3 separate regions of the Mus musculus genome follow, and all the other regions are linked to region 1. A link is a loop called in an ENCODE intact Hi-C map of the cell type or tissue named here. Cell type or tissue: heart. All regions are shown on one strand. Each heading gives the region's core, and the rest is flanking DNA. Links, peaks and the distances in the headings are about the cores only.

Evidence for each region. A loop is a pair of places that touch in the nucleus more often than their neighbours do. Peaks named below come from ENCODE experiments on the same cell type or tissue, not always from the same donor. Only the 100,000 strongest peaks of a DNase experiment are listed, where the experiment ranks them.
Region 2: a loop joins it to region 1, with 3 times the contacts of the local background. A loop is called at or near these places in 4 of 42 quality-filtered maps.
Region 3: a loop joins it to region 1, with 5 times the contacts of the local background. A loop is called at or near these places in 21 of 42 quality-filtered maps.

The regions. Positions count from the first base shown.
Region 1 is chr11:12,286,483-12,297,581 of GRCm38, forward strand. All of the region lies in intron 9 of Cobl (cordon-bleu WH2 repeat), which reads right to left. Among named protein-coding and RNA genes, the nearest start is that of Gm12002, 22 kb to the right of the region's middle. In heart, for the core only: no CTCF peak of the experiment used is centred there; a DNase peak (open chromatin) is centred at 5,119; H3K27ac peaks cover 526 bases.
Region 2 is chr11:11,969,744-11,980,842 of GRCm38, forward strand. Grb10 (growth factor receptor bound protein 10) reads right to left here. Exons shown (of 17, transcript NM_010345.4): 3 at 680-899. The coding sequence starts at 873. Among named protein-coding and RNA genes, the nearest start is that of Grb10, 62 kb to the right of the region's middle. In heart, for the core only: a CTCF peak has its summit at 5,351 (motif pointing left); no DNase peak of the experiment used is centred there.
Region 3 is chr11:11,804,030-11,815,128 of GRCm38, forward strand. It overlaps Fignl1 (fidgetin-like 1), which reads right to left and starts at 4,933. Exons shown (of 3, transcript NM_021891.3): 1 at 4,866-4,933; 2 at 2,067-2,186. Ddc (dopa decarboxylase) reads right to left here. Exons shown (of 15, transcript NM_001190448.1): 15 at 10,072-10,488. In heart, for the core only: CTCF peaks have their summits at 4,882 and 5,089; a DNase peak (open chromatin) is centred at 4,982; H3K4me3 peaks cover 2,500 bases; H3K27ac peaks cover 2,274 bases.

The DNA.
Region 1 (11,099 bases), core at 3,719-6,218:
TAGCTTGAGGATCCTGTACCCTCACCAGATACTGAAAGTCAGTGTAGCAGTAGAGCTCAGGCCTAAGTTTCAGACTTTTTGATCAGCACTGAGCTGGTCTGAAGATAAGCTTGTGTCTCTGAAGTGGCAAGAAGTGTCCACTCCAGGCATTTCAACTCAACACTCTCTGCAGTGCTCCCAGGGGAAGCCAGGGCTAATTCATTCCTGTGTTTTGTTGTTGTATGGAAAGATGAGTGCTTGCTCATTAGCATTGAGACAGCTGAGAATTCTCTGAAGGATAAAGAAAAGTGTGTACAGAAGTCAAACTCATCAGTCCTATCTGACAAAGACATGCAATACAGAATTCACTGTCACAGTTCAGGGGAAGTGGTAGAGCACCAGAGGGTCCCTGGGAAATGGTGGAAGTTCAACAGGTGCAGGACATTCATTTTCAAGAGCAGCTAAAGACACATTTTAAGATCTCTGTCAAAGGAGCCATGCAATGACAATATTTTAAGAAAAGAAAAATAGCAATTTAGCCTTGCATTTCTCAGGAAGGGGTATGAAGTAGAGAATGAGGTTTTATTTTGGTTTATTTCATAACATGATCAAAAATTTTCTTCTGGTTTTGTTTTGTTGTTATTTACAATGAGGACTTAAGTTGCTTAATCTTTCTAGTTTTTGAAAATTTGAGAATGAAATTGAAAGAGACCTTGGGACTTCAGTGAGAGACAGGCTGAGTGACAGGAGTGGTCTGATTGGATGTCGAAGATATCCAGAGTATCATCAGCCACTTACAAGGCATAGAGGTACTACTGTACCCCATAACACCTTCACAGGACAAACTGATGTTGCCTTCTCTCTTTTTATTATAAGAACACACACACACACACACACACACACACACACACACACACACATCTAGGTTTTAATGTATACTTTCTTACATTTTGAATTGTAGCCACTTTCATACTAATTTTGATTTGTTTCACGTTGGTTATCACTCTAAATGTTTATATATTTATTTGCTTGTATAATTCTCAAGGACAGTTTTGCTTTTCATAGAAATTGCAGAAGAGAACAATTAAATTGCCCGAGATTATGTAATAACAGAGTTAAGAGCTGGTCCCAAGCAGCTTGAGTCTTGCCTATCCTGAAGGACTTCAAGGTTGGGGTTGCTCAGAAGTGTTTCTCTCCTATGTGGAGAACAACCTAGTTTCCTAGCACAAGGATCTTAGTGACCCAAACAGCTCTCACTCCCCTTGCTGTTACTTGTTTCTGGTCATTGCATTCTAGATGCGTGGCTCAGTCACCATGATTGACTCTAGAACTCACATGAGACTTACTTTGGATTGAGTGAGCTAGTTCTAACTTTAGAGTGACAGTTCTTGGAACAGGCCAAGACAAAAGGCATACCAAGTAGCATTTCAGTAGCCCATTTCTGGATTGGTAATGACAAATGATAGAAAGCATGACTCTGAAGAGATATTTGTACATCTATGTTCCCTCTGGCATTATTCCTGATAAGAAGTATAAACAAATATATCTGTATATGGATAAATGGAGAAAGATAATATGGTATACACAAACAATGGAAGCTATTGAGTCTTTATAAGGAAAGCAAGTCTGCTGTGTGCTACCGTAAGAATGATTCCCGAGGCCATTATGCTGAGGGCAATGAGTCAGTCCCAGGAAGACAAATGTGGTGTGATTCCATCTATATGAGATACCTAGAGCATCAGATTATTGTAAAACAGGAGATGGGAGTGTGATTGGCAAGTTGAGGAAAAGGGCAAAACTGGAGTTAATGGATACAGAGTGAGACTTGGAAGATGGCAAAGCCCTGGAAGTCTGCTGTGCAGTCATGTAAATACCCCAACAACCACAGAATCATGTCCTCAAAAATATCTAATGTTGCACATTTTATGTTATTTTTTTAAGTTATAATTAAGAGCTACTAACTGATTCAGCAGTTTATACAAACAATTTAAGATGCCTTGCATAGGTCAAGCAAAAACAAGTCTAAGCAAAACACAGAGGCCGCCAGGCCCTGGAGCAGAGTCTCAAGGGCCCTTTTGCCTGGGAAGTCGGCAACACAATCTGTAGCTAATGGTTAATATCTTGGCTTGGTTTCCTCAGAAGTCCTGTTAGCTGGGAAAAACTGGTGACAACATGACAACCTTTAAGATGGATAGAATTCATTACACGAGAGGAGTATGAGTAACTGATTTCAGAAAACATTCGGAAGTCCATAAATATGAAGCATCTTTACAATGCTCTGCAAATAAACAGAATAAACAGGAAAACATGTTGAGCTGACTATGAATGATCTATAAATCCCAAAATTCAAATGCAACTAAGATACAAAGTAGGCTTCAATCATGTGTGTATGTGTGTTCACACGTGTGCATGCAGCAGCAACAACAGCACATAGGTGCACATGTATTCACAAATGCTTGAAAGACCCCAGTGGAGGCTAAGGCGTACACGTCAGAAAAGGGACAGCATGAGCTAGAGGGGCTTCTGGTTTCAGCATGGTGCAGGCTGTCACAGTTACTGACCATCCCTGGAAGCAGCTCCTGCGACGGACAGGTTTTCTCTGCTAGTCAGTGGGGAAGTCAGTGCGTTCAGAACTGCAGCTACTCTAGATACTGTGAGCAGAATGAAAGTCAGTTAGGGTAAGCACAGGAATGCCCACAGGAAAGTGGCTTCTTCAGAGACAGGGTCATGGTAAGTGGAGAAAGTCAGCAGAGTTAGTAGCTTGAAAAAGGCCAAGTCCCTAGAGTCAGGTTCTAGTATTGTCCCATGATTATGCATGGGTGCATCGTACTCTGTTGTCTCTACTATCTCCTTAGCAACCACGAGATGATGACAGCAATCATGGTCCAAGATTTGTTCTAAAAAAAACATAGAACCACAGCAAATTCAGAATGAAACATTTTGTGTAAAAGGGCTTTACAGTAGTAAATGAGTAAGTCAGGCCATAGGCAGGCCTCTTTGCATGAGACAATATGACTTGTATTCTTAAAAGATGAAGCGATTAGATCCCCAAAATAGAAGGAAGACCTATGCAGGCAGTGGAGGAAATGTCATCCATGAGCCAAACAATGAGCGAGCATTGGAAAGAACTAACCTATTGACATCACGATCACAGACTTTTAACCTTCAGAGCTGGCAGAGAGGGCATGGCTTGTTTGAGCTGCTGATATGTAATAACAGCCCCAGCAAGGCAGGGGACTCTTGTATGGTGTGGCTGAGGAGAAGAGTCTAAGTCTAGTCTTGAGAACTGTCCATGTCTGGGAAGTATGTAAGCATGGTGATTTGGCTAAATCTCTGCACTTGCTGTTGGATAGAGTTTTAACACACATATCAACTGGTGGCTGTGGACCCAGTCCATGAGCTTCAAATATGACCAGACCACTGGCTGTATACCTCAAATGGTAAGGGCTGCCATCCTCTGCGTTCTCCTTTTGTTGGTATATGGGCAGTTTTCAGAGGTAAAAAGGGGAAGCCAGAGACAATGCACAACACCGGCCCATACACTGGCAGGCATAATGAAGGCAGGAAATAGAATACAAGCTAAGTGCGTGGGACATGACTGGCAAGGAACAAGTCTAGGCATAGGGATGAACTTGTCTTTGGCCTCAGACAAGTTACTCTGTGCCAAAGTTTTCTTATTTGTAAACTGAGGATGTTAACAATAGCTCTGACTTGTTAGGGCTCTGATAAAGATTGAAGAATTAACCTATAAAAATGGGGGCCCCCAGTAGCTTTTTTTTTTACCTCATGCCTTTACCCTATGAGTAGTGAATCCATGGAGTACAAAACCCTGTCCGTCTCCAGCTGAGTCCTTCTTGCAGACCCACTATGTACCACCTTCTAGTTGTCACGTGCTCCACAGGCTTCAAACATCCAATGGATGCAGAAATAAGTATAAAGTTAATGATAAAGGAGGAAGCCGGAACATATTAATATGATAGCATGAGATTCTGACCTGTCCAAAGATAGGTAACTCTCCATTTTAATGATGGTTTGATCATGCTCTCCTCAATTTTCAGACCTCCTTCTTGTGGCAAATTAGGAATCATGGTGGTTTGATATACAATGTATTCCATATGTCCATGCATTTCAATACATTTTCTCCAAATGGTAGTGCTTCTTTTAAAGGTTATGGAACTTTAGGAGGTAGAGCCTTGCTGGAGGATGTTGGTCATCAGGGGTGGAGCCTTCATGTTTCATAGCTGGCTCGACCTCTTGTTCACTCTTTGCTTCTTAACTAAGATGCAACGTGACCAGTGCCTCATGCTCCTGCTAACATGCCCTGATACCTCAAAATGTGCTCCAAAAGAAACTCTCCCTCCATTAAGTGGTGTTTTCTTAGGTATCTGGTCATAGTTACCTAAGACAGACAATAAAAGAGGCCAACAACGATTCCTGGGAAAACTAAATGGACAGATTCACAGTTCTTCTTACAAAGCCAAACATAGACTCATGAATATCTTGAGTGAGGCAAACTGGCAGGCACAAGGTAATAATATCATATACTGTGCCAGCTTATACACTGAGATGTGCACACACACGGTGCACTTATGTCTGCATGCATGAATGTATACGTGTTACGAATGTACATATGGACATAGTGTGCCCACAACAGTGATGAATGCATGGCAATGAATGTATATGACATGGATACTCATATGTGTTGTGTATGCCTCCACATATGTTTACAGTGTGCATCAGTGTGTTTCTAAATTATGCATGTGTATATGTATAAATGATACAAAGATATAGTAGCACACACACACACACACACACACACACACACACATAAGCTCACAGTCATAATGTGACCACATACTAGTCACCTCAGCAGCAGCAGATGGAGAATCTACTAAGCTGAGTACAGGCCTTCCCATAACTGTGTGATTTCAGGCAAATCGGTTGATTCTTTTGGCTTTATTTCATTCTTTGTGCGACTAGAGAGGGACCAGCTTTAAGACTGTAGTCACCGAGCCTGCTTGTTCTGTGTGACCGGCACAAAAGCAAAGCCCTGGGGTTTATGTTTTGTATCTTTGTTTCCATTCTGCAGAGCAGTACACTAACAGGATAACCAGAGCTCCCCCTGGTGGTTGTATTTATGCAGCCAAAACCACTTGTTTTCCAAAGATGCCTTAAATAAACCAGCCCCTTAGGGACCACCAAGCTTGCAAAGAATGTGGGTTGGTGGGCATTACTTCTCACTGGAGCCTGGAAAGATTCTGCCCTGGCACCCACGCTGCCAACTCCCCAGAAGGAGACTGGTTGAAGCTGGCCCTGTCAGTTGGCTGTCAGGTGGGGTTAGGATAGCAAAGAGGACGGTTAACAAATGTATGAGCAACACATTTATGGCTCCCTGACAGGAGAAAACAACACTAAGAATAGTCTCACATTTCCTCTGGAAACGGATAGGGGGACAGAGGTCACCTTCTTGTGTGCATATTTACACATCTGCATTTTCATATATATATATATATATATATATATCTAGATGACTACATGGAATACATGCCCTATCCAGTTTTCCTTCTCCCTAGATCAAGGCAACTTCATTATAAGGGACATTAATTTCAACAACTACAATTCAATAATCTCCTAGTTAACTCCTAGAATGGTGTTTTACCTCTCATTTAACTTACAGTGTCACTAGAAACTATGTTTTGCTAGAATCCTAACTGGATTTATATATAACACTGACATACAGTGGTATATATAGATATGTGAATAATGTGTTATTTGTCCACAAAATATGCATATTTGCAGAGTAAAAATGGCTATGAATCACAGAAAGAAACGTTTGAGACACTGTGGCATAAATTAAGTTTGCTTATTTAAAAAAAAAACTGAGGAGAAGAAAAAAAATGTTGGAAAGAGAGGCTGTCAATGAGGTGCTTCAGAGTTCAGGCAGCACATAGCAAAAAGAGAAACTGGCCATGAAAACAAAGGCTCTTTATTGCTACCAAGAACCACCCATTCTCCTGCGCAAACAGAAGCTTCTATTAATAGCATATACTTAATTTTACACCTCTGTCCACCTCTGGTCAGACAGCGAGGAGCCTGACTGTAAGACACAATTACTCTCCCTTTAATTCTCTAAGTGGAAAGGCAGCACCTCCAAGAGTCCTAGGTGCCAATATGAATGTCAGGGTCAAGGAGACCAGAAGGCTTCCATTTTGAGCAGAGGGGCACCTGCTGCTCAGTTTGCCTGGAGGGACATAGGTCTGTGTGGAAGGCTTCTCATATGCTCCAGCAGGGAATAGCATTCTGAGTTAAACCAAACTTTTACACAGGAAACATTATTGAGCAGCAAGGCCATGTAATTATAATCACACCGTGTGTGCATGTGCGTGCATGTGTGTGTGTGCATGTGCATGTGCGTGTATATGTATCCCTGCCACGCACTCTGGTGGAGTCAGCTTGACCTTCTCCTGTTTTCAGCTTTGTGTGAGGCAGGGGATATTTTACCTTCTCCTAGGCCACTTCCTCCTATATCCCACCAGAAGATGCAGGAGTTCTTGAATTCTAGTCTATTCCAGGCCCAAGAAGAATGTGTGGTGCACATCAATTCTTCCATCTGGACTCAGGTTTGGGTTATTTTTCTCTCACATTTCTCCTTTCACTCAATTTACAACTATCCAATGTTCATAATCCTGAAAGCTCTTCCTCTTTCTGTGTCCTTTTCCTCTTTCCTTTCTTCTGTTCTTTACTGGAGATTATTGGCAGACACTGTCTTCTGATGGTTATGCAGCTTCGTGCATTATGATAAAAGGAACTATTTCCTTAAGAAGAAGAAGAAGACAAAAGGCTAGACGTTACTTGAGTGTCTTAAAATTGGAATATACATAGAAGTGACGATGTAAAGGGGACCACTCCGTCAGCAAGTACTGACTCCATCCAGCCAATGAAGAGAAAGATGACCTCATTCCAAAGAGGCTTCCTGAGCCTCACACTTGCACTAGTTAGGCCTTGGTTTTCAGTGAAATGTTTGAAGTTTGCTTGTTGTTTAGGCATTGCGACTAATGAGGTAAATATTATTTTGAACTATTTCCCTGATCCACAGCCCTTGAGTCTGAATTATACAACAGTATGCGCACACACATACACCTTCAAAGAGAAGACCAGCAGCAAACACTCTATACTAGATGAACTCTAGGACCTTAACAGTTTCTAATTGATTGTGATGTTTAAATGAACCTTGCATTCTTGTGTGGAAGGCCTTTACCTTCATCCTTGTTTTTTAAAGGCTATAATCCTACCTCTAATGCAAAAAGTTTGTTTGGTTATGGGAAATGTTAGCTTGCACATAGAAATATTTTGAATCTGATTATATGAACTATAAAAGTTGTGAACAAACTGAATCATATTATGGATCCAAATTAACACAAAAACTGTGAAAATTAGCAGCTGATAAGCATCACAAACACAGATGCAATGTGTGATTGATTATAATGGGTGCGAAAATGAAATTCCAGTGAGTAAACAGTTGGAAAAGATCTCCAAATTATTTCAGCTGCAAAGTTAACAGCTTTTACTTAAAATGAGAGGCTTTCAGAGTCTTCACATTCAGAGACAAAACACATGCAATTTACAGACTCAGTGTGTCTCCCTGTCTACTGTACAGACCCCTATAGTAAAAGCAGACGTGCTTAAGCCAATTAAAACTGACAAGTAAGTATAGCTAATTTTTCTTTTTCCTTGGCATTTACTATGGATTACATATTCTCCATGGCTCTTTCTGTTCTATGAATGTGCAAGGGGACATGTCAGTGACTAGTCTGCTTGATTTGTGGGTCTCCAGTCAGGACATGGGAACTATCATCTTTTACTGATAGCATGCACAACATTATGGAGAAAAGGCATTACATGTTTTTTCTCCAGCTGGCTTATCAGGAGAAGGCGTAGCCTACAAAGTCATGGATGGGTTCTGGAGTAAGTCAGAGAGGAGAAGCCTTTCTGAAAGGCAGATGCACTGGGGGAAATTAATGTTTCTAATTTTTATAAGACTCTAGTATAATGTATAGCAGATACTAATCTGTCTGACTTTATTGTATCAGGGTTTCGGGTGTTCTGTCATAGAGGTAAACCAGGGAGTGTCAGAGACTAGCCATCCATGTCATAGGTGACCTTTATGATCCTGTAAGTGGAACTTTTGCAGTCAAGCTGTGTTTGTCATGTACTTAACTGTTTTCCCTTCATGTTTGTGTAGTATGGATGTGTGTCTGTGGAAACTCTGTTCTCACCCTTTTTTTTTCCCCATATCTCCTACACTTTAGCCAAGGATTTCATAGGCAGCATCACTCTTCCCTCTGTGCTCAAGTTTTGCTGCCACCTTTCTTCTGTATAATAGATACTTCTCCAATAAATGCTTATTGCTAATCCCAGCACTTGGGAGGCAGAGGCAGGCAGATTTCTGAGTTTGAGGCCAGCCTGGTCTACAAAGTGAGTTCCAGGACAGCCAGGGCTACACAGAGAAACCCTGTCTTGAAAAACCAAAAAAACAAAAAACAAAACAAAAATGCTTATTGCTGTAATTATATACAATCATCTACAAGCTTGAATGTCTGGCTCATAAATCCTGATGCTTTCCCACCATTTTATAAACATTACCTTTCTTGTTTAGATTTCCCACTTAATGATCTGAGGTTAAATGACTGCTATTGACCAGACAAAAGTCCTTTATTTCAATGCAAAAAGGAAAATAAAAAAGAAAAGAAACAAAAAGACAAAGGACTTTTTTGAGAGAGAGAAAAAGAGAGAAGATAGAGACAGAGAGAGACAGAGACAGAAAGAGAGAGATTCTCATTAATTTTTGGCTTTCCCTCAACTGTATAGGTTTCCTGTAGCTCCAGCTTGTATTGTTTCAGCACACACACATACCAGCATCGGCTAAGATCATTCCTATAGTTTTCAGCTAATGTTTTCATTGTGATCAACAAGACAACAATCTTGTAGGTAAAAATTACTCTAAGCACAACCTTTAAAAGATTCTTCTGGAGAGAAACATGAAAAACCTCTCCAGATCAAACGTATCTTTGTACATTAAAAAAAGTTGATCAAAGTAAGCAAGAAACATTTGCCCTTTCTGCTTAACCTTGCATGTTAAATATGATCCTTCTTACCTATTCTGTCTTGGATGATGGGAGTGACAGTAAGTACGTCAGTTTCCGCACGGTTGCACAGGGATCTTGGAAGAGCCAAAGCCCCTTGTAGACATAGCTGTTATATTCTTTGGCATCCCTGCCATCTGTATAAATCTTAGAACCAGGATTTGTCAAATGAAAGACACCATTTCTCCCTTGCACAGCTAAGTAAAACCCATGTGTTTGTTATCTACTTTTATTTTCTGGCAATCCAGACAATGCCTAGTACCAGGTAAATTCTTGATGAGTCTCGAATGGAAAAGAAGAATGGATGAATAATGCAGGTGAAGGAAAAAACATCTCCCCTTTTCATTTGTTCTGTAAACTAGCTGACTGGCATAGGACAGAATAATGGGAAAACTACAGATACCTCAAGGAGTTGAAGTGATGAACTGACATGTGGAAAATCCTAGATCCTAGGTTCCAGAAGGTGAGAGTGCACGTGTTCAATACTTTGTTTCACAAGGTAGGTGGAATATGTCTATTCAGTTCAAATTGACAATACCAGAAAAATCATGTATACAATCTATGTTTGAGGAAAACGGAGACTAAATTCTGGAAGATAACATTGAATACAAAAAGGATATATTCAGATAAAGCAGTATACTTAACAGTAAGAAATACAAGTACCCGGGGATTTCAGATAAGTCAATATTATCAACTTAAAATTCATATTGCAAAGTCCTTACCCCTTCAAAGAAAAAAAAATGAACCTCAAACAAGTCTTTGTCATTTTTGCATTTATATGTAAATTCTAAAGAAAGTAATGGGAGGTACAAATGAACACTTTTTGTCCTGAAAGTGGGAGAACGAAGAATGACAGCAACATCAGAGCGAGGACAGCAGAGATACCAGGAAAAGCCTGAGGCAGGAAGAAGCCTGTCCATCAGGAACGCTTGGCATGCGTAGGGAACGACGCACAGCAATAAACTGTAGAGGAAATAGATGGCAAACATGAATGTAAAGTCTTGGTGGAACAACCGCCTGCTGGTATCATGCACTTCAACCCTGGAGATTTAACATTGCACACAGAGTGGTGTTGGCCAATTGACGTCAGCATTGCTTTTTTTAGTCTTTTTCCAGATACGTTGTTAAAAGAGGTCTATTGATCCGGCAGTAGAATTCATCTCCAGTGAAAAATGTGTTATAACTGTCATTGCACTCACTGTAGGTCTTTCAGCTTACCAAATAAAACAGCAATAACACCTATTAGTTGGAAGGAAAAAGTCATTTCCTACCTCATCTATTTTAGTGTTTTATCGTTTGAGAATTTCATACATGTATATAATGAGTTTTGACAAAATATACCCTCCCAAGTTCTTCCTTCTCAACTCCTTGCTACTACCCTACCACTTCTTGTTCTCAACTTCATGTATGCACTTAAAATATCCATTGGGTTCACTTTAGTGTTTCCATTACAGACATGGGTATAGGATCATCTGTTGAGGGCACGGGACCCTCTCAGGGGGCTGAAGAAACTGATTTCCCAACTCCCAGCAGCTCTTTGTAAATGCTAATAGCTCTCCAGTTAGAAGCAGGACTACCTGTTGGAAAATGTCTAAACTACTTGTAGAACTAATGAGAAATGGGTGGTCTTGCTTTATAATGTTCTCATGTTTAGATATCCCTTCTTGATGCTGCTGATGCTAGGCTGAGCCCAAGCACAAATTTAGAAGTGAGAGTTCATGGAGTTGGAGATAGACATGAAGCATTAGTGTATGCTGGGGTCCAATGTTTGAATCTTAAGTTTCTGTTTTCTTTAGGGCAAGACTGACCTGCAATAGAAAGGACTTCCGCAGGGAAGTAGTTTGAAGTTTTAAGGTCTTTTGGTTAGGGACTGAAATCAAGGACTTAGGATTTACACTATGGCACATGGCTCCCTAAGGGAGATGAAAGTGCTCAGAGCATAGACCATATTTCCTTTAACTGACAAAAGGAAGCAAC
Region 2 (11,099 bases), core at 3,867-6,366, 320 kb before region 1:
ACATTTTTGAGTAGGCCCTGGAGGACACTGTAGCTGGTCTATAGACAATACTCTGAGGAACATGAACCTGGAGCATGGTTAAGGAATCTGCTGTGAATCAGGAGCTCAGGAAAAGGTATAGCTGCTAAGCCAGGCAGCAAGTTCACACCAAACGCTGAAATGTTACACAGCATACCCAAAGCCATTGAGAGCTGCACTTTTAGTTCTTTGAGGTCAGCTGGCAGAGGCATGACTTGAAAATTCTGATGACATAGCCACAGATGGTCAACAGCAGCCTTGTGTATCACAACAACTATCCCACTTTCTTCCTTCCATCTTACCACTTTGTGTCACTTCACTATCACAACAGGAAGGATAGAACTCACTCATATGACTTCATTAGCATTATAATTGTTCTTTTGTACTATTAATTATTGTTGTACATATTATAGTGTCTAATTAATAAGCCAAAATTCACCATTGTTCTGTGTGTGTAGGGAAAACTACAGTAAACAAGGGTAGGGGGCAGGACTGTGCTTTGGCTTTAGGACTGCGGGTCGGCTTCCTCAAGATTATAGGGCAACAACTGTAGCTGCTATTAAGAGAACAAACTCATCTAACTTGATTTTACAGTCACTGCCCATCACCATTTGGAGAGCAGAGCGCATTGTCTGTGCAGACAGCACATGTTCTGGCCCACCTGAGAATGTGCACAGGCTGCGAGCGTTGCATTTTCTGCCTCGGGGACGCCTGTGGCTGTCCCCGGGAGCTAGATGCTGCTCCCTGGTTGCTGGCATGCTGGCCATCCTCAAGAAGTGGTGCAGTATCAGTATCAGACTGCATGTTGCAAGCTGAGTTAAGGCTTTCCACGGACGAGTTAATATCGTTGTTCATTAGTACTTGAAGCCCAAGACCATGCTCTGTACATAAAAAATGGCAAGAGAAGAAAAAAATGTCAGTGAGGGTATAGAGTTCCACCAAAATGGTTATCTTTGGATGATCAGGCTCCTAAACCAAATAGTATTTTAATATTACTATGAAATCATATTAGTAACATACAATACAAGTTAAGTCTGTGTGTATACATACTACATGTATAGTTCAAAATGAAGTTATTCCATTTGGGATGGCAATGCTTCCTGAAAAAGCTATATATTATCAAATAAGCATGAAAAAAATCTTTTGGGTTGTTCATCAGGGGAGTCCAAGACACCCTCAGAATAATACAGCTATTGCAGCTGCTATTGGTTGCTTCTGGAAGCTGAAGGTACGTCCTTATTGCTAAAGATACCATGAAGTTTAGACATAAGATCTGGAACACCCAAGCAGGATCTGACTTGAAAATCTCCTCCCTTAGGAGTAGCTTTCAGAAGACCAAAAGGTCCTATGAAAGCTATGAAGCGAACATGGTGACCAACAGTCCTACCAGCTATAACACCCATGAATCACAACAGTGACCAGCATGGCAAGACAGTAACAGTGCAATAGTGGCACCCATATCTTGGTGGCAACCAATGATTTCTCTAATTTGACTTAAGACCAGTGCTGGAAACCTACCCAATTTCCCAGTACAAGTTAGTCATGGATATTAGAGATTTTTTTTTTAAAATATCACTTTAATAAACCAGCATAGCTTCTAATTGGATTCAACTCATCCTTACACCTACAGATAACTATAGCTCTCACCTCTTTGCAACAAATAGAAACCATTACAGAAAGCTAGCTAGACAAAATATAAAGAACTGATCATGGGGTGCTCAGTCTCTACGGATACATCTACAATACAACTCTTGTTCTTAAGGGAGCATTGAGGAAGAAGGGGTGGAAAGATGGTAAGAGCCTGAATAGCAGAAGTTGGCTGTGAAGGTGTTTCCAAAAGTGTCAACTTAACAATAGGGTAAGAAGTGACCTAAGCTGATTGTATCATAGCATTTCACAAGTTGTAAGATATGGCCAGGTGTGACAACCCCAAACAAGGTTGTCACAGTATGCAAGACAATCACTCTCACAGAGGTCAATGCCTCCAAAGTATAGTAAGAAATAAGAGAAGGCATTTTGAACCTGCTTGTCATGCCCAGATTGCTTTTACAGCTTCCATGCCCAGGACAACATACCAGAGGTTTTGGTTAGAAGTCTCTTCAAGTATAATACAGAGTTAGCAATATATCCATCACCCAGGGGACTGTTTTATAATAGAGTCTGATACAGAATAAGCAGCTCCATTTCACTTGTTCTTCAGAAAAACAACACAAACAAGCAACTGGTCTACCAGCCAAGGAAGCATGTTTAAGGAATGAAGTTACTTGCTCCCCCCACCCCCCAAAACCTTAAGCAGTAGAAAGCATCTTGGATTTGATAATAGATTTAGATGCTTGTTTGACCTGGGCTATGAGCAACAAATGGGCTCAAGGATCTTTCTAGATCTAGCTGGGCCACTAATCCACTAATTCTGTGGTAGTGTCCTTGCCTAGGATTTTGTTCTTCAGCACTACGATGTCTTAGGTGGCCTTTCTTTCTCTCTTGTTTCTTAAGACTAAAGGATGTGACAACAAAAGATACTAAAACCCACTAAAGAATACCTGGCTTGGTGTAAGAAATAGAAAGAAACTGTCCATTCCAGGGATTAGTACTTCTCTGGTGGGTGAAGGAACAGAGCACAATTATGGGAATATACAGGCAGAAGCAGAACATTGAATGGCCCCGGTTTGGCGATATAAGAGAGAACATTATGGAAACTGAATAGCGGAAGTGACCCATGGTGCATCTAGGCAGTTCAGGTTCCAAGGTCATTAGGAGAGTCAAGGTAGCAGGTTGCTGAAAATAGTGGTGACTGGTATAGTCACTGCTGCAATAAGAGCAGACACCATGTGTAAGAGATGCTGACAAGGAGGGAGGGAGCAGTGGGCTGTGGCCCAAGAGAGAAGTAGTTAGGTGCACACAAGCATTCGGATTGGTAATGAAGTCAAGGACCTGTATATAGATAAAGCAAGGAGGGGAAAGAGGATCTTGATACAGCAAAGGTTCTGAGTAGTCACATATTAACCCTATAGTCAGGTACTAAATGGACAAAAGTGATGAACTGATGAACTGGTAATTAATAATGACCAAAAAACTAAGTATCACAAAGGGAATTGCTGAGGGTCAAAGCAGAGCACTTGCCCAGCTAGGGGTTGCCTAGGTAACAAGGATCTAAGACTCTAGTAGGGCGGGTAGGGGTTACACTTTCAGGTTCTGCTGTCTTCCGAAGGGACATGCCTCTTAAAGGCCTCACCAGATATAGTAGTGGAGCAGCATTTAGTTCACTTATGAAAGGAGGGAACCAGAGGATGGCTAAGGAGAAGACCTCAGTGGGAACAGAAGTTACATTAGAGTTCATAAGTCTGGCACTGACAGGACAGTTCCAGAATCTGTGCCTGACACATCTACATTCAGGGTTAATTAACATATTTAAATTATTTTGTCCCCCAAACAATTATTTTGTTAACAATGAACCATTAAGAATTACCCATGCTTCTACTCAAAAGTAAGCATTTCTATGATGACAGATCATTTTGGAAGCAACACAGGGTGAAACGCAAAGTTCACTATACTAAAGAGTGTGTGTGTGTGTGAGAGAGAGAGAGAGAGGTCCATTCACTGACTAAAAGAACCAAGTTTTGCTCCATGCAGAGCTACTTCCTAAGCGTTTAGACAGAAAAGAGCCTTGTAAGACACCGAGCCCTCCCTATTTCTACTGCTCTATTCCTAGAGAAACCCACTGGCAACACAGTTCCTGGTCCGACAGCGCTCCCAGCCTCTGAGAAAATGAAATGGCTTGGTTCGTGCTGGCAGATTATCATTCATGGCTATTTTTCCCTGGGCTTGCTGTAGTCTTTGGCTGTGCCGACCCCTGGTGGCAGTCCCTGGTGTCTCCTGTCCTATTTCTTTTTTGGGGAACAGGTAAATTCCTGGGTTGGTTCTCTGTAGTAAAGCCAAAGCCAAAGCAATTCTGATACTATTCAAATATTATTCATATAAAGCAGGTAGATTCTAGAAGAGACAACACGTTCAGATTGCTGTCCTCTCCTCTGGAGTGGGTAATTTCTTCATCTGAATATACTGTACTGGGTGGTCTTTGAAAGGATACCAGGCTAATCTGAGAACATCCAATTACCAGGTTACGGTCTTCACTAATCAAATATAGCTGCTATGCTCAGATCCTCCAAATCTTTAAGCTTTTCAGAGCTGTCAAAATGAAAGTAAAGCCTCAAAGTTCTACAATGGTTTACTCAAAAACCAACTTTAATATGTCCTATGAGGACAATTACTAAGTTATATGTTCGGATTTTTTTTTTTTTTACAATTACTGATAAGACTTTACTTGAAGTTCCTAAAATTCAAATGTAGACTAAAAATGAAATCTTCTAAATTATGTTTAAACAGCTGATTCTTAAGGGTCTACACTAATTTTATTTTTTAAGTACTGGAGTTAGATATAATAAAATTATATTAGATTTTTTTTTAGAAAATTATAATATTTACTTATGGCAAGGCATGAATCACAGCAGTTGGGTGCTGGATAGAGGACAACGTCTAGGTTGATTTTCTCCTTCTAATTACAATGTGGGTCTGGGATTAAACTCAGGTTGTCAAGCTTGGAGGTGTCTTTCCCCGCTGACCTATCTTACCAGCCTCACTTTCAGTTCTTGTAAATGTTCTACAAGCTTATATTTTTCTCAGTGAGGACCTTGTGTGTCTTTTCTACCCGTGTGGCTAACTGCTAAACTGTTTTGTACTCCCGTGAACCTGAGCAGAGCTATCATAAACCATTTGGAAAAGGCTTTCTTCCAGTGAACAGAAGTGGAAGAAGGAGACAGACTGATATGCTCTGATGAAACAAGTTCCACAAGGGTACCTCTTCAGAAAGAATGCTAGGAAAGAAAAGAAAAATGGCTTCATAAAGGCAATTTCACCTCCAATGAATTTGTAAGAATGTGTTTCCTGAACAAACATGGCTGCCAAATAAAACTCTTAGTAGCTGTCTCCCTTCCATAAAGAGCCAAGTTGCAACTGGGCATGGACTTTGCCCCAAATATTTGAGGTCATCTGATCTAAAATTCACATCTCTTCTTGCTTCACTGTCATTAACAAACTCAAGGCTAGTTCTGTTTGGAAATATTGGAAATACATATAAATTTAGTTAAATAAATTCTTATTTGGCTCATAAGCCATGACTGGCAAATATCTCCCCCAAGTCAAGTGAGGTGTGCTGATCTGGAAAGGGTACGGAGAGGGGAGAGGTACAAGCAGAGGAGGCTCTCCCCGCCCGGGCATGCGGGCGTGCGTACCTTAGTACCTTAGCAAATAACACACTTCTTGGTTCATAGCACCATCTAGTGTCTTTTCTACGTGAACTGGAGCTTAACGGTGGTTCTGGGTTTTCTTCGCTACATTATTTTGTCTTAAAGACATTTGCATTATGCATGTGATGTATCCATTGTGGTGGCCCAATCTTCACAGTAAGCCCCCCTCCACGCCCCCCAGGAACACTCACCACCTTCCTTGTTTGCCCTGGCTGTACATCTCTTGGGAAATGAAGAGCTATAGGCAAGCTTGTGTGTCTATGTGACTTAATGACAGGGAAGGAAGAATTAAAAAGCATGTCTACCTGAGAAATTTCTGGTACTTAATTTTGGACCATGTTTTTGCTGCCGTTTTCCTGGACTTGAGTCAGATACAGACACACAGCACGTATTTGGTCTTTCTGATTAAGTGTGTGACCAGAATTGGTGACAGCACTTTGTTAACTGAACATGTTACCTTTTGTCATCCTAATAAGAGGATCTTCTTCTTTAAGCACCTTCTGTTTTTGTAAAGTCTTTTAAAAACTCAGTTACAAATCAGTATATATGCTACTTTGTTTGTTTTCTGATTGGTCATTTTGTGGCAATTGGTAAAAAGGCTTAAAGACAGAAATGATTATCAACACTCTTTTAAAGTACACTTGAAGCTAAAAACAATGACCTAGGGAACAATACTTCACTATAAAAAACAGTTGTTGGTATTGAACAACTGTCATTGTTCACACTCCAATCTGAGGGGGCAGAAATCAATCAATTAAACATGTGAGAAATGTTACAAAGGGAAGCACTAATTCACTAATATTTTATTATTAAGCATATTTAATAACTAAGTGAAAGATGTTAAAAAAATAAATGAAGGTACTATTAGTTTCCTTTAAGATTTCATATGTCCATGGATTCAAGTAACCACAGAGCAAAAACATTTGGGGGAAAAATCTATACACGTACATTAAATATCTGCAGATGATTTTTGCCATCCTTCTAAAGCAATGCAGTATAGCCTATAGCCTATAGTTCTATAGAATTAGGTGTTATAAATAATCAAGTAGTAACATATATAAAGTGTTCCTATTTTATAAGCAAACCCAACACCATTTTGTACTTGAAACACAAGCATCTATAGCTTTTAGGGATCTTGAAATATATGTGTACAAATGAAAAAGACTACACATATCTAGAAAGAAAGAGAAGGGAGGGTTTGAGGTGGCCAGAGTCTAGGGGGAGAGGATAAGGGCTGGCATTTATGGGTTTAGAGTTGCACCTGGAGAAGAGTTCTGTGGCTAGACCTGGGTAATGGCTACACACCAATATGACTACTTTTGCTTTGTTTTTTTGAGACATGCTCTGGCTATCTATTTCAGTTTCCAAGTCTTTGGAATATAGGCATGTACAACCACACATGGCTCTAACAGTTCCTACATTAAAAAAAAAACAATAAAAAAGCAATTTTAAACTTAAGACTTTAAGATACCTTCAAACATGGGCAATTAAGGTCCCAGTCTTATTGCTTTATTTAGGCAGGCCTCTGCTAGAATTAAGCAATGTTCCATGCTCAGACTTCAAAGACAGAACCCTGCTCTAGCCTTATGTTACCTTCCTCTCTCAGAGCTGCTCACTCACCACCCAGGGCCCACTTGTTCTGGGTTCTTGATCCTAGCCCCTGTGCACTTGATCCTTGTGTGGAGCAAAACCCTAAGAGTCTCTTTATCCCCAATTTAGAGCCACTTCCCTATTTTTTTTCTCAACTTGCCCAGCATTCCCCTCTCAAACATGCCTCATCTGAGGAGATTGAGGCAAGACAGGCATGGATGTTGCTCATGATGGCTATCATAGGTCTGGACTCATGCAAGTCAGACTTCAGAATGGCCTCAGGTGAACAGTGCTGATACCAGTGCAGCCAGGGAGAAATGTCACAGGGAATCCTTGAGAAAATCAATTTAAGGTAATGAAGGAAATCCTCAAGTTAGGAGACAAAACAAGAACAGGAAAAACCCTGAGGCAAAGGAGTCTTAGCCTCTCCAGGTACTGAGAGCACTGGCTTGCTACAGGGGCACAGAAATGCTGTCTGTTTCTTAAGTGAGTTACAGTTAGCATGGGATCCTCTTCCTCAGAAAAACGAATCTTCAGTATAAAAGTAATGCTTGGTCACTACTCAGGATAGTGGCAGGAAGTGGTTGTTTAAATCACCCACCTTCTAACAACAACAACAACAACAACAACAACAACAACAACAAAACAGTAACAAAATGATTAATTGATTTGTACTTTGATTCCTATGAGATTTATTTTTAAAACTATGTTTTAGGGATCTGTAAATAATTCCATTTAAAATAAATAAGGAAAGCTACTTATTTTACTCAATGATTCCATTCATTAAAGCTAAAGAACTGGCACCCAGTGTTCAATAAGTGTCCCATAGGAAAGTGTCCTTCCTTGGATTTTATAGTATCCTCTCACAGTGCTCAAGGAAGCACCTGGACATTACTAAGTCTCTTTCCAGTTCTTTAAGGTGACTTGGATTCTGCACCAAAGACCCATACAACACAGAAAAGGAATTTTCCACTACCAAAATGTTTCACCCTGCCAAATGAGAACCAAAGACCTGAGCTGCAAACTACATTTCAAAAGCACAGATACAGCCATGCAATTTCTATTTTTACTTTTAGAAGATATCTTGTATGTATGCACAATCTACAAAATAAAATTCCAAAAAGACAGCGATAAACTGTGTCTTTCAAGTCCTCCTTAGCAATTTAAACTGTTTCTTTTCAACCTTCTCATTTCAATTTCTACTTTTTCTATTACATCATAAATCAGGCAGAAGCCTGGGTACAAGAAACCATATAAATAACTTGTCACTTTAGAGGTTTCCATTTTCCATCAACCCTAAAAATATTAGTTTAAGAACACTGAACTGGAAAAGGAAACTCAAGGTTATGGCCCAAAAGTCTGTCACTCATGGGTATTGAGCTCTCAAAGAGTCAATGTTTTAAAACCAAACGAGACACTAAGGAATATTTATCATCATATTAAATAGAAACACTGTACACTTAAGAACTTAACTCCATAAATTCAAAATCTATTCACCTACCCAATGCTGCCTCATTCAACACATATTTAAGTGAGTACAAACTACCTATCCAACCTCTTTTAGGTACTGAGATACAGATGTTAAAATAGACAAGCTCCATGTCTCTATACTATTCATGAAGCATTTCGTATTTTTAAATGCCTACCACAAAGATTAATTATTTGAGAAGAACGTTTATCCTGACTTGAACATTATACAATGTATGCATGCACTAAAACATCACATGGTACCTATCAATATGTGTAATGCTTATGTCAGTAAAAAAAAAAAAATCCAAACATAACGAAGACTTACTCAACAAGCATTGGAAAAGAGTTATGGTGTTAAATATAAAGTAGCAGGGAAGGATATGAAATCCCTTTTTTTTTTTAAACAACTTTTGGAAAAGTAATTCCATCTATGAAGTTAAAACCTGCTCTAGGTTAAGTGGCACCTATCAGGGAGTAGTATGTCCTGTAGGAATGTGAGCATGGACTCCCAACTGAAAGGGGTCGGCTCAAGAAGGGATGTTTTTTGGCTTCAGCTTAGGGGGAAGTGGGAAGGTACAGCAGGGTTGTATCCTCAGATGAAGGAATTCTTGGCAGAGTGAAGTTCTTGGTCTATAAACACACTCCAGAGGCCAGCACTCCTCCCAGCATGGGTCTGCTCAGTGCTTAAGAGAGAGAAGTTGACGCCACCTCTGTTTACAGGCAAGGCAGTCGTAGAAAGGGCACTCGGCTCTCAGAAGAGTCTCAGTGTTAAGGCATCAGAGGCTGAAAGCCATCCCAGGAAAGCCCAGAACCAAAAAACCCAGGAGACAAAAGCTGGCTTCTAGAACAGACTAGACTGCAGCATCACCAGCAAAGCAGGTTCAGACCAGGGCTGTGTAGACTAGAACACCCAGAGCCACCTCCTAATATGCCCAAAGTGCAGGATCACTTGGGGTTCATGTTTACAACATGCTCTTGGAATGCACTGGGAGGTATGAATCCCACTCTCTAAGGCTTAGCTAAGGGAATACTAGAACGGAGTTCCTGCTAAGGTCTGAATGGTACTAGAGACAAGTTCCATGGTATTGGTGGGTGGGACCTCTGGTAAGTGATTAGGTCAGGAGGGCTTTGTATTAGAACTAGGATCAGGTACATATGCCCTTCCCACGGCTGCAAACACAGCCAGAAGGCAGTAATGAGGAAGGTGCTGCATTTGCAGAGGCCTCCATCTTGGACTTCCAGTCTGCAGAGGTGAGTGCAGTACATCTCTGTTACTTATATGCCACCCAAGCTGTGGGACTGGCTTGTAGTAGTCTGAAGGGATTATGACAGTTACTAAACGAATGCTTGCTCTTTTCAGAACAGTTTTTATGTTATGAAAAATAAATACATGGCCCTAAGCAGCACCTAATTTTTGTTTTTTCCAGATACAGGGTTTCTCTGCGTAGCCCTGGCTGTCCTGGAACTCACTCTGTAGACCAGGCTGGCTTTGAATTCAGAAATCTGCCTGCCTCTGCCTCCCAAGTGCTGGGATTAAAGGCATGAGCCACCACAGCCAGGCAAGCAGCACCTTCTTAAAGAATTGACTCAGGAGCAAAGGCTCTCCTCAGAGTGTGACAGATGTGTATCCTGATAGAACAAGTTCCATGCAGACCTCATAAGCTAGATGCAGATAGGAAAAATGTTTTTTATTTCTGCCCTAGGTTGCAATTAGTAATGACAAGGACAAAACGGAGCTGCCATTTTCTCTGTACCTACAAGGTGCCATTTCTATGTGGCACATGTCACAGGTCAGGCTATTTTTCTAGCTATTTCTAATATTCCTACCAAACCAGTCAAGTTATCATTTTTCTACTTCTTTTTTCCAGGTAGAGAAATGGGGCTGAGTCATTCAATTACCCCAATGGAGACTAACAAATGACCTATGGGCCATTTGAAAGAGAAATGCCTCCCACTTGGTTCCCAGATGGTTATACCATTTGGAGAGTAACGGAACCTTTGGGAGGTGCAGCCTTACTGGAGGAATCTCATCACTGGGGGTGGGCTTTAGGGGTTTATAGCCTCAGATCACTTCCAGCTCCCTCTTTGCTTCCTATGTTTGGTTAAAACCATCATTCTGCTTCCTGAGTTTTCATGGAAATTTGATCAGCCAGCTTCCTGCTCTGACTGACTGCGGCTATGCTCCCACCATTATGGACTCCCTTCTGGAACTATAACCCAAAATAAAGTGGTCTGTAAGCAGCTTTTGGTTATGGTATTTTATAGTAAAGAATAAACAATGTATCACCTAAGTCAAAAGTTGGACACATTACCTTATTACATGTTAATTACTTTCTTTAGTTCCTTTCTCACCTGACATGGATTTCAATCTTCTATCTCCCTTTGTCATTAAACTTGAATTTCTAGACAGCTGGAACTAAGTTCTTTCATTTTTGCCTCATCACCTAACAGTGGGGTCTGGCACACAGTAGGTACTAAATGGTGGTTAAGTTAATCAAGCTACAGTCTTTCAGGAAGTTAGACATCCAGTCATAGTTGTCAAACTCTGTGGTTAGCTACATCTCCACTCTTCCATTCCTTAGAAAAGTGCCACAGGGTAAACCATGAGGTAGACAAATGCCAACTCTTTCCATTGTCCTTACATTAGGAGCCAGGATGCAGTCATTCACTACCCCAAAAGAAGCTATGAGTTGTGCAACCAAATTCCAGTTATTAGGC
Region 3 (11,099 bases), core at 3,515-6,014, 480 kb before region 1:
AACAGGGAAAACAGTCTTCTCGGCAGCCAACAGAATTTCCTATAAACTCTCACTTTTTAAGCCATTTATCATGTCTTACTAAATACAAGAGAACCAAAATATCCTCCTGTGGGGTGGAGAAGATGATTCCTCAAGCACTGTCCACTCTGGTTTTGGAGACAGGTCTCTCCCTGAATGGGAGCTCACCAAGTAGGCTACAGGTTGATTGGACAGTAAACACCAAGGACCAGCCTGTCCTCCACAGCATGATTACAAGTATGTGCCACCATATTTCCTGTCCAGATTTCTTTTTTTGTTTTGTTTTGTTTTGTTTTGTTTTCAAGACAGGGTTTCTCTGTGTAGCCCTGGCTGTCCTGAGACTCACTCTGTATGCCAGGCTGGCCTAGAACTCAGAAATCCGTCTGCCTCTGCCTCCCAAGTGCTGGGATTAAAGGCGTGTGCCACCACCTCCCAGCCAGATATCTTATATAGGCTCTGGGGATCAAACTTTCATTTTTATGCTTGTACAGCAAGCACTTCACTAAGACTAAGCTATGACCCCAGACCAGTTACAAGATTCTACAAAAATGTGAAGGCGGCTGGAGAGATGGCTCAGCAGTTAAGAGCACTTGCTGTTCTTGTAGAGGACAGGGCAACCACATGACTACTCACAACCACCCGTGACTCCAGCTCTAGAGGATCTGACACCTTCTTTTGGCCACAATGTACACACTCATTAGCACACACACACACACATACCCTTCTGAATATATAAAAAACTGAAAAAACGATCCCTCAATCTTCCAATCAAAAACTGTGCTAATGAACTAACCAGTTCTCAAAAGAAATACAGCTAATAAATACTTGCACAAGTGTTCAACATTCTTAGTCATGGGGAAATGCAAATTAAAACTGCCTTGAGATTCTATTTCCCAGTCAGAATAGTTGTCATCAACAAAACAAATGCTGTCAAGGATATAGGGAAAGAGAAACCCTTATTCCCTGGGGGTGGAAATGCTAATTTGTTTGGCCACTAGAAAAATCAATGTAAATGCTGCTCAAAAAAAACTGAATATTGTACTCTTGGGTATATACTCCAAGAATTCTAAGTCCACGCACCACAGAAATGCTAGTGTATCCATGTTTATAACTATAGTACTTACAGCAGCCATAAAACAAAACAACTTCAATGTACATCAATGATGACATATAAATACATAATGAAGTTCTATGCAGTCAAAAAGAAAAATGAGCCGGGCGTGGTGGCGCACGCCTTTAATCCCAGCACTCGGGAGGCAGAGGCAGGCGGATTTCTGAGTTCGAGGCCAGCCTGGTCTACAAAGTGAGTTCCAGGACAGCCAGAGCTATACAGAGAAACCCTGCCTCGAAAACCATAAAAAAAAAAAAAAAAAGAAAGAAAAATGAAATCCTGACATTTGCAGTAAATCAATGCAACTGAAAATCTTACGCTATGCAAAATAAGACATTCAGAATGCAAAATCTAGATTTAGAGATTTTATGTGCATACACATTTATATGTGTTTGTAGGTCAGAACTAGAAGGGGATCATGAGAAGAGGTTGTGATTTTTAGGAAGTTGAGAAATAGAGCAATGACTCACGTAATAAGAAGGTACAAAGCGTTAGAAATTGTGTGTGTGTGTGTGTTGTGTGTGTGTGTGCATTTACGTATGTATTTTGTAGACCATGGAAACAAAAGGTGGTCATGAGAGGAGGTAGACATCCTTAGGGAGGAGGGAAATAGGGCAATGGGACAGGTAACAGGAAGGCAAGAGGGGCTAGTGAGGGAAGGAACAAGGGAAAGGGTAGGTGGGTAGGAGGCAGCACTGAGGGGAACAGGTCAAAACTAAGTATGAAGATGCCATAATGAAACTTTAAATCTTAAGGCTGTTTTCTAAGAAAAATCAGATAATATTATGCAAGCCACTTACAATTTTTGGATGTTCATATTTTTCTGAAGGAACCATTGTGAGAATCAAATCAGGTGATTATGAAAATGATTTGAAGACTTGTACCCCTGCTATACAAATGTGGAAATTGAGCTGAGAGAGTTAAAGAACTGACTCACTAGAGAGAACTCTGCTGATTATGACCAACGGCAGAAATCAAGGCCGAGTTCCAAGTGAAGCAAGGTCTATGTACTTTACCAGGCACTGAACACTTCTCGATGTTATCAGCACAGGATGAGCTGCATGGAACAGAAAGATGGTGACATGTTTCATATCTTTAATGATTTATCGTGAATAAACACTTGAAACATGATGGCACAAATCTTCCAAATTTTCCCCCATTTCTCAGTGTTAAAAATTAAAACCTATAAAAAATAAACTCTAAGAATAAGCCAAATAGTCTACTAGATAGGGGTTTTATTTCAGATTTTTCCTGAGATAGTCTCATAAGCCCCTTCACATTGTTGTAAAGAATCTTAGGGAAATATACAATGGGGCCAAGGAGAGAGCTTAGCACAGGCCTGCCAAGTTAAGTTCTCAGGCCTACGTGGTTCCTGAAAGCAGTCCCCTGCCATCCACATGCACAGCTTGACACAAATGTGCCCAACCTACCACTAAATAATGAAAAAACTACTTTTGTAATGTACAACTTTTTGCCTAGATACTAAGATGAAAAAATTTTAAGAAAACCATTTGGTTCCCTAAGAACTATGATAAAGCAAAAGAATATCTACATTTTAAATTTAATTTCTATTTATCTGGAAGTACAGCTAAATAATCAATACTTTCTATGTGAGCTATATTTAATACAGCTTTGATGGTGGTGATGGTGGTAGGTTTTTGAGAAAGGGTTACTCTGTGTACCCTGGCTGCCCTGGAACTCACTCTGTAGACCAGGCTGGCCTCAACCTCACCTGTTTCTGAGATTCACCTGTTTCTGCCTCTGAAGCACCGGGAGTAAAAGGGTAACCACTCCTGGTTAATATAGCTATTATCTCTGACAATGCTGTGGAAAAAATTTACCACATTATAAGTAGGTAAGCATACATCTCTGCTTATAATAATGGGAAACTTAACATCTAGTCAAACTGTTACTTAAATTGAAACTGGATCAACAGTTCTGAGGCAAGTAAGTAGCCCTGCTTTCATCTGCTTTAACCTTATTTTACTCTCCATTATACAACACCAGAAATAAGAACCTGAAGGAAGCCAGGCATGGTGGCGCACGCCTTGAATCCCAGCACTCGGGAGGCAGAGGCAGAGGCAGGTGGATTTCTGAGTTCGAGGCCAGCCTGGTCTACAGAGTGAGTTCCAGGACAGCCAGGGTTACACAGAGAAACCCTGTCTCAAAAAAAAAAAGAACCTGAAGGAGAAGTAACTTGGAAAATATCCTCCACAAAGGTTCGCAATGATTATAATTATCTTTATAGCTTCATTTCAGTCTATCACCTAAAATCACCTATTCTAGTCATTCTCCAAAAACTGTCCTCTTCCACCACCATCTTTGTATTTAGAAGTTATCGACCAAGTTTTCCTTCCTTTCCAGTCAGTCATATCCCACAACTACATACAACCCAAAACAGTCTGTTGCTCAATGACACAAGTACTGACCGTATTATCTAACACTTCTAAGTCATTTTAACCTTTGTGCTTGATAGAAATCTATAAAGTATGGGCAACCGAGTTACATTTCAATTTTCTTTACTTTGTTAATTTTCTGATTAAGAATGTTTTGGTCATTCAAACTAGACAGGAAGCTTCTGCAAACAAGAACTACTTCTCATTGTATTTAGATTTTCTTTAGTACGTAGTTCATGGTATCCACTAAAATGATTAAAAACTGGAGGGCCTACTATATTCCAGACATCATTTTTGAACTTTACAGAACTCTAGTTTACTAGTGGCAAAGTAGCATAGGAATTTAGAACACAGGATCTGAAGCTGTAAGACCTAGCTTTAGACACTGGACATAAAAGTTTTAATTAATTGTAATAAATTGGGGAAGTCTGAGAGCAACTTGCAGGAACTGAATTTTCTCTTTTTACCAGGACAGTTCTTAGGGATTCAGGTCCTCAGGTTCGGCAGCTTTGACCCACTAAGCCATTTCCCAGGCCCTGAATTCTGAATACATAATCTGTTCTTTCAGCAGTGACTCTGAGAATATCTCTTAAGCTATGTCGTCACCTGGGGAGAAACAGCGTGCACCATTATTTAGCTGACAGGTTGTTGCATTATAGGGTCCCCAGAACTTAGAAATATGATAGATTATGAATTATTATTTCTTCCCTTTGGAAGGTTCCCCCCTCAGGCCGTAGCGACTGCGTATGGCCTGGAACCAGTTATCACAACTGAAAAGTATCTTTAGTCCAACTGCTCGGGGTCAGGAGTGTGTCTGATTTCTAGGTATTGACACATACATCAGGTAGGGGACTCCATTCTAAATACAACTCACGTATACTTAAAATATACATTAGCTACATAACCAGACGGTTAACTGTAGATACTATTTTCTGAGCAGGAATGAATTTAAAAAAAAAAAAAAAGTTTCATGATGAGGATGTTATTTTAGGCGTCAAGTTCAGATGCTGGAGCATTTCTGATTTTCGGAGAAAATTCACCTGTGTTAGTATTGCCGAAAGCACGAAACTCAAAATGAGTACATTTAGGTGGCAAACCAGCTACAGCATTCCCAGCAGTCCTAGCGGGGGGTAGCTGTGGCTGACTGACCCCAAACCGTCACGCCCAACGGCGTCCCTCAGCCCCAGCCGCCGTCTGGCCGCGGGCTTCCCAAGGCCACCCTCTCCGACAACCCGAGGCCAAGAACGGACAGAAGAAAACAAAACCAAAGTACACCCGGCATGGCAACCACAGCCTCCGCCCGCCGGCTTAGCGGCGAACAGCAGCCTACCGGGGCCCACCTGTGCTCCCTGCCGGGACCGCAGCCACCGAAAAGCGCGCCTTTCGAAGTGCGCCTGCGCGAAGTGACGGCTCGGCCCGCGTTGCGCATGCGTGTAGAGTAAGGGCGGCTGAGCGCGCGCTGCACGCAGCGTGAGGGCGGAGTCTCGGAAGGCCTGAGGTCACCGCCCAGGCCTTAACGCGGGAATTTGGGTTTCCGGCCCGCGCTCTATGAGGGAGATTTAGCCCGCGCGGTGGCGATAAATCTAAGCAAACCCTTGGCTTCCCGTTCACTGCAGCCTTAATATGTTCTTTTTGCCGAGCTAGGTGCTGCAAAGGCACCTAGGCAGAGGCAGTGAGAGAGGAAAGAAAGCTCAGGAGTGTAGAGAGCACGAGTCCCCTGGGAGGGCGAAAGCGGCCCGGGAGGGGGAAGGGGAGGTGTAGCCTCCGGGCCGCCACTCCAGAGCCTGCCCGCCCCGGCGCCCTCCGGCCTTAACCAGTTCAGCAGCAGCTATCAAATAGTGAGACTCGAATACAGGAAGGTTTAGCAAAGGCTACAGCCAGCATTAGACGGAATACCGAGATTACCGAAGTAGTAGCTGGCAGGGGTCCAGTAAGAACTGAAGAGCTTTTTTTTTTTTTTTTTTTTAAAAAAACTAATCGTAGGTAGCTAAAACATGGACAGTCCTGGAGTCACCGAGGGAACTTTCCCCTCATAGCTTTGGGCCCCACCTCACCCCACCCCCACCTCTCTATTACCAACCAAGACGGCTTGCAATTTGGGGAGAGGTCACCAAGGGTTAGGTTCTTAATTGTTTGTATAGGCATAACAAGCCATTGGGTCAGGCTCCAAGCAGTCGGGAGCTGATTGTCAGAGAGGGGAGAGGAGGGGGGCTGTGCTGGGTTGTTGGGTGGTTTTTTTTTTTTTTTTTTTGGTTTCTTTGTCTACAACCCTCATCGCTAAGCCTGCCTGTTTTCACTGGGAAAACTGTACTTTTCTTTTATTCATCCTATCTCCTTCAAATACTGACCAACACTCCTAACCCTGCTTGCTCTACGGCTCTGGGCATTTTTAATCAGGCTGAAGACCTTCCTTACCCATGCAGCCATTCCCAGGCCTGCATTGTTGAGCCTGCCTGCCTTTCTGACCTTTAACTCCAAAAGCATGGTCTCTTTTCCCCTTATCCGTCTGCCTCCTCCAGAGGCTGCCAACATGTCTAGCTTGTCTTATTTTTCCCCTAAATTCAAAATTGCCTTTCGGTTTCCTACTGAGTCTGGGTTTTGTTTTGTTTTAATTATTTTTTTATAAGACCAGGAATCCTGCAAAAAGCAACATTATTCTCTGGCGTCCGTCTTTTTTAAATTGGCTTTGTTAGGCTCACAACCCAGTGTCTACTGTGGAAGAGTTTAAGGCTTAAGCTATGCAAGTAGTAAACTTGCTGACCGAGAACACAAACTGCTTTTGATAGACTCTATTTTCATGGTCAGAAGTTATTGGACCTGCAAGAAAGAAATTGCCACCTAAGCAGACAGAACTGGTCCTTGGTGGGAGAGCTTCTTCTTGTTTATGTATTTATGAGTTTATAACCATAATCTCAGACAATGCTTGTTACAGTTCAGCTGGCTAATTTGTTTTGATCAGAGAAAATAAAATGATCCCAAATAATATGCATCCTCTGCCAGAAAAATTGTGTTTGTAAGCTAGCAAGATGTCTCAGGTAAAGGTATTTATTTCCTGTGCAACCTTGGTGGCCTTAGTGTGGCTTCCAGAACCCACGAAAAAGTGGAAGGATTCAAAACAACTCCACACAGTTGTCCTTTGACTTCTAGGCACATGTCCTTTCCCCACAAACACACAATAATAAGTGTTTATAAAACTGTGTTTGGCCGGGCATGGTGGCACACGCCTTTAATCCCAGCACTCGGGAGGCAGAGGCAGGCAGATTTCTGAGTTCGAGGCCAGAGGTCTACAAAGTGAGTTCCAGGACAGCCAGGGAAACCCTGTCTCAGGGAAGAAAAAAAAAAACTATGTTTGTAAGCAATGTGAGAAGTGGGCTGTTGTAGAGATAGGAAAGAAGATGGGACAAAATTAAATCTGTCTCTTTTTCTGAGATTCCCCGAGTACAGTTGGATCCTGAAATCCACTTCAAACATGCCTTGGTGAAAGAGGACCCGTGAAGATTGGAGATGTAGCCAGCCATTCCTCGGATATACAGTCTAACATGAATGGAACATACAGTCCTAATGAAAAGTTTTCATTAGACGGTGCTCTCCCCTACGACCAGAGGCAGAATTTTAACAAGTCTGACAAAGTTCTCGTTAGCCTTTATATTCCCGAACGGGGCAACCTTCACTCTACAAAACAGAACAAGAGCCGGTACTGGGCAGGAACAGAAGGGTGAGCTTCGTAACGCAGGGAGCCGAGCCTGTCGGAAAGGAGCTGACAGGTTGATTCAGCTCACTTCAGCTCATTTCTCTTGTGAGGTTAGAGCAGACTTAGTCAAGCTGAGGTAGTTTGGCCTCTGGCTGCTGTGAATTTGCTGTGTTTAGGAAAAACTGGTCCATGTGTGGACTCTTCTGCTTCTAGTTTGAACAGGCTATGGGGTCATGCCATAATTCTTCTTGTGACTGTTTATTGCATGTCTGCTTTGGGGAACAACACAAGTTTCTTTAAAAAGACCTTTTCAAATATTACCAGTTTATGCAAGCAACTTACTTTGCTAGTAATTTTGTATTGTTTTTCCCATTACTTTTTACAAGGGTAGGTTATGGCACACAGAGAGAAGTGCTCAAGAAACAGATTTTGATACCAAAGAAGTAAACACTATTAATATTTGGGAATTTATATTATTCATTTAAAAAAATTAATACAGCAATCATTAGGCCAAAATGCTATTGGGTAAGTACCATGTTTCCTCAAATGTGAACTTTCTGAGTAGAATACCAGTAATACCATTTTTGAGTTTATGCCATTGATTGGATTCAATCAATGTTAAAAGTTCAATCCTGCCTTGCCTTGGGGTCTTGTCCTATATCCCTTTCCCAGGTCCTTCTATCTCGGCCTTTTCTGTGTGCTGACTCGTATTCAGTCAGCCTGACTTGGATCTCCAGTTCCAGGAAGCCTTTTCTCTGCTACGTTCTAAACAAGAGATGTTCCAGGATAAGCCTTTTGTTGGCTGTCTGCTGTGTCCAGATAAGTCTAGGGCTTTCTCAGCTCCAGGTTGAAGTGCCTGGAATCAGTGAAAACCTGAGGTCTAGCATCACGCATCACTGCCACCAGAGGTCACTGTGCTCCAGTGAGCAACTGCAGTAGGCACAGATTTAAATGCACTTGCTACGCGTCCCGGCATTCTCAATTCGCTTTTGTTTGGTTGGTTTTGATTTTTCAAGACAAGGTTTCTGTGTGTAGCCTTGACTGTCCTGGAACTCGCTTTATAGGTCAAGGTGGCCTTGAACTCAAGAGATCTGCCCACCTGCCTCTGGCTTCTAAGCACTGGAAGCAGTAAAGCACTAAAGCACTATGCCTGCCTGGCTTTGGAATACTGACTTCTATCTGAATAATGTATAGTTGGGATCAAAGGCAAGGTTTACCCAGGAAGATAAATGGATCTTGTCCCATAAGCACCAAATCCCAACCCCCACCCCCCACCCCCCACTGCCATGCAGCTTACCTCATAGAATTTTTCCTTTTTTTTTTTTTTTTTTTTTTGTTTGTTTGTTTTTTGTTTTTCGAGACAGGGTTTCTCTGTATAGCCCTGGCTGTCCTGGAACTCACTTTGTAGACCAGGCTGGCCTCGAACTCAGAAATCCGCCTGCCTCTGCCTCCCGAGTGCTGGGATTAAAGGCGTGCGCCACCACGCCCAGCTATGGAATTTTTTAAATAGGTATTGAGTTGCTATTTTTAAATGTGGATAGCAGCACCTGGCATAGAGTAAGTGCGGGTGTATGATTTTGTTAACTGGGAGGAAGCGCTTCTTCCTGTTTCTAGGGCTGGGTGTTTTGGTGTCTGAGCACCATGTTGAAGAAAGGCCAAGAAGATGGGATGTGCTGCTAGCAACTTGACACAAAGCTAGAGTCATTTGGGAAGAGGAAAATGCTCTCACTAGATTGACCTGTGGGACATTTTCTTGATTGAAGATTTATATGGGAAGACTGGCCTCACTATAGGCAGTGCCACCCCTGGACTGATGTGGCCTCATTACTGTAAGAAAGCAAACTGAGTAAAACAACATTACCCCATGCCCTCTTCATCAGGTCCTGCCTTGAGTACTTCCTTGACTTCTTTCATTGATGGGCTGTGATGTGGAAGTGGGAGCCAAATCAACCCTTTCCTTCTCTAGTTGCTTTTGATCGTGGTGTTTTATCATAGCACTAGAAACTCTAATAAGACAGTGGATGCACTAAAAATGAGCCGTAGTTAGACAAGACTGTACCCTTCCTGGGTTTGAACATAAGCTGAGATCTTAGACTCTATTCCCTAAAGATTCAGAACGTTTAGATAACCCCTACCTCCCATTTATGCAGTCTAGGATCCAAGCCCAAGGGAAGATGCCACCGGGGGGCTGATTTTCACCACCTCAAGTAACATAATCAATATAATCTCTCAGAGTGTGGCCATATGCAACCTAAATTAGAAATTCCCTGGAGGCATGTCTCCTCGACGATTCTAGATCCTATCAAGTGGATACTCCATATAAACGACCATACCTGTTAGTAACACAAGGACCTCATGTGAATGCCGTTGACAATTCTAAAGTCTCCAAAGGACCAAAATACACTTATGCTGGGACTGCGGAGATGGCTAAGTAGCTAAGAGTGCACACTGGTCTTGTAGAAAACCCACTTGGTTTTTAGCACCCACAATTAGAAGGGTTATAATTGCCTATAACTGTAGCTCTAGAGGATAGAATGGCCTCTTCTGGCCTCCTTGTGCAACATGCACACACGCACACACATATACACACACAATTAAAAATAAATCTACAAAAAAATAACATTTTTCTAAAATCAGAATCATTCCATATAAAGATCAGAGATTATTTGAGTAAATACCTAGAAATTGAACTCATGAAATCTAAGCAGAACTTGAGTGTTGTTAATGATTCTGAATAGTGACTGACATATACCAGGCTTTCATTAAACACATGATGACCAAGTGTCTGAAAGGGTTAGTCAAGTTCACAAGAATGAGTCTGATACAGTGTAAAACAAGACGCTTACTCAATACAGTTAGTATTGCACATAGGTTGTTTATTTAGTATTTAGCCACACAGAGGATAAGTTAACAGCCATAGATATACTCTGAAGGTAAGACCAAAGACTGCCCTGGAAACTATTTCTATAAGCCTATCCTGCCACCAATGACCTTATGAGCACAAAGACATCTTATTATCAACAGAAGTCACGGCCACACAAAGAACAGAAGCTAGAGCCACTGACAATAGCTTTCCACACAGAAAATACTTTTCCCTGGACAATACAGAAAATATTTCTTCATTGATAAGTCACCAAAAAGTCAGTCAGAGGTTTCTGGTTAATGTTGGAGACACACATGACGCCACATGTAATCATGATTTCACGAAGACGGAGTGGTAGTTATTTTTCTCTTTCCAGTTTTCAGATAAACTTCTTTTCAACTTTTGATCTCTATGGGAGAAAAAAAATAGCAAGAACTTAGAGGCTAACTTAGAAATAAGGAGAGCTGGCAATGTAGCTCAGTAGTAGTGCACCTGCCTAGAAGGCCAAGATCCTTGTTCCTTTCCCGATACTACAGAAACAAAAATAAAATAATAAAAATTAGAATTTTCTGTACTTCTAAACTGACTTCAGAGAAGGAATACACTGTTTCTGCAGTGTCCAATACAATAGATCATTTTAACAAAAGAGTTCATGTTACCAATCTAACATCTCTAGTGATAAATTTTATAAATTACTCTGGCTGTGATTCTTCCTCTCTGATAAGCAGCACAGAAGCCTGCCTGCCCTTCCTTACCATCGCACTTTGGGTCTTTCCTGACGGTCACATGAAAATCCCATTTACTGTTTTCATGTAGCTAAAGCTTATTTGGATAGTTGCTTTGGTCAGTGCTGTTTGGGGAAATCTGAAGGGAAAGTATACAGCAAGATCTATACACTATTGTATATAAGCCCACAGAAATGAATACAAATTCACTCTGTAGAATCATGGCACATAACATTCTTTCTGCCACTCCTGACTGACTATGATAGTTTTCTCTTCCTCACTGCACAGCCACTCA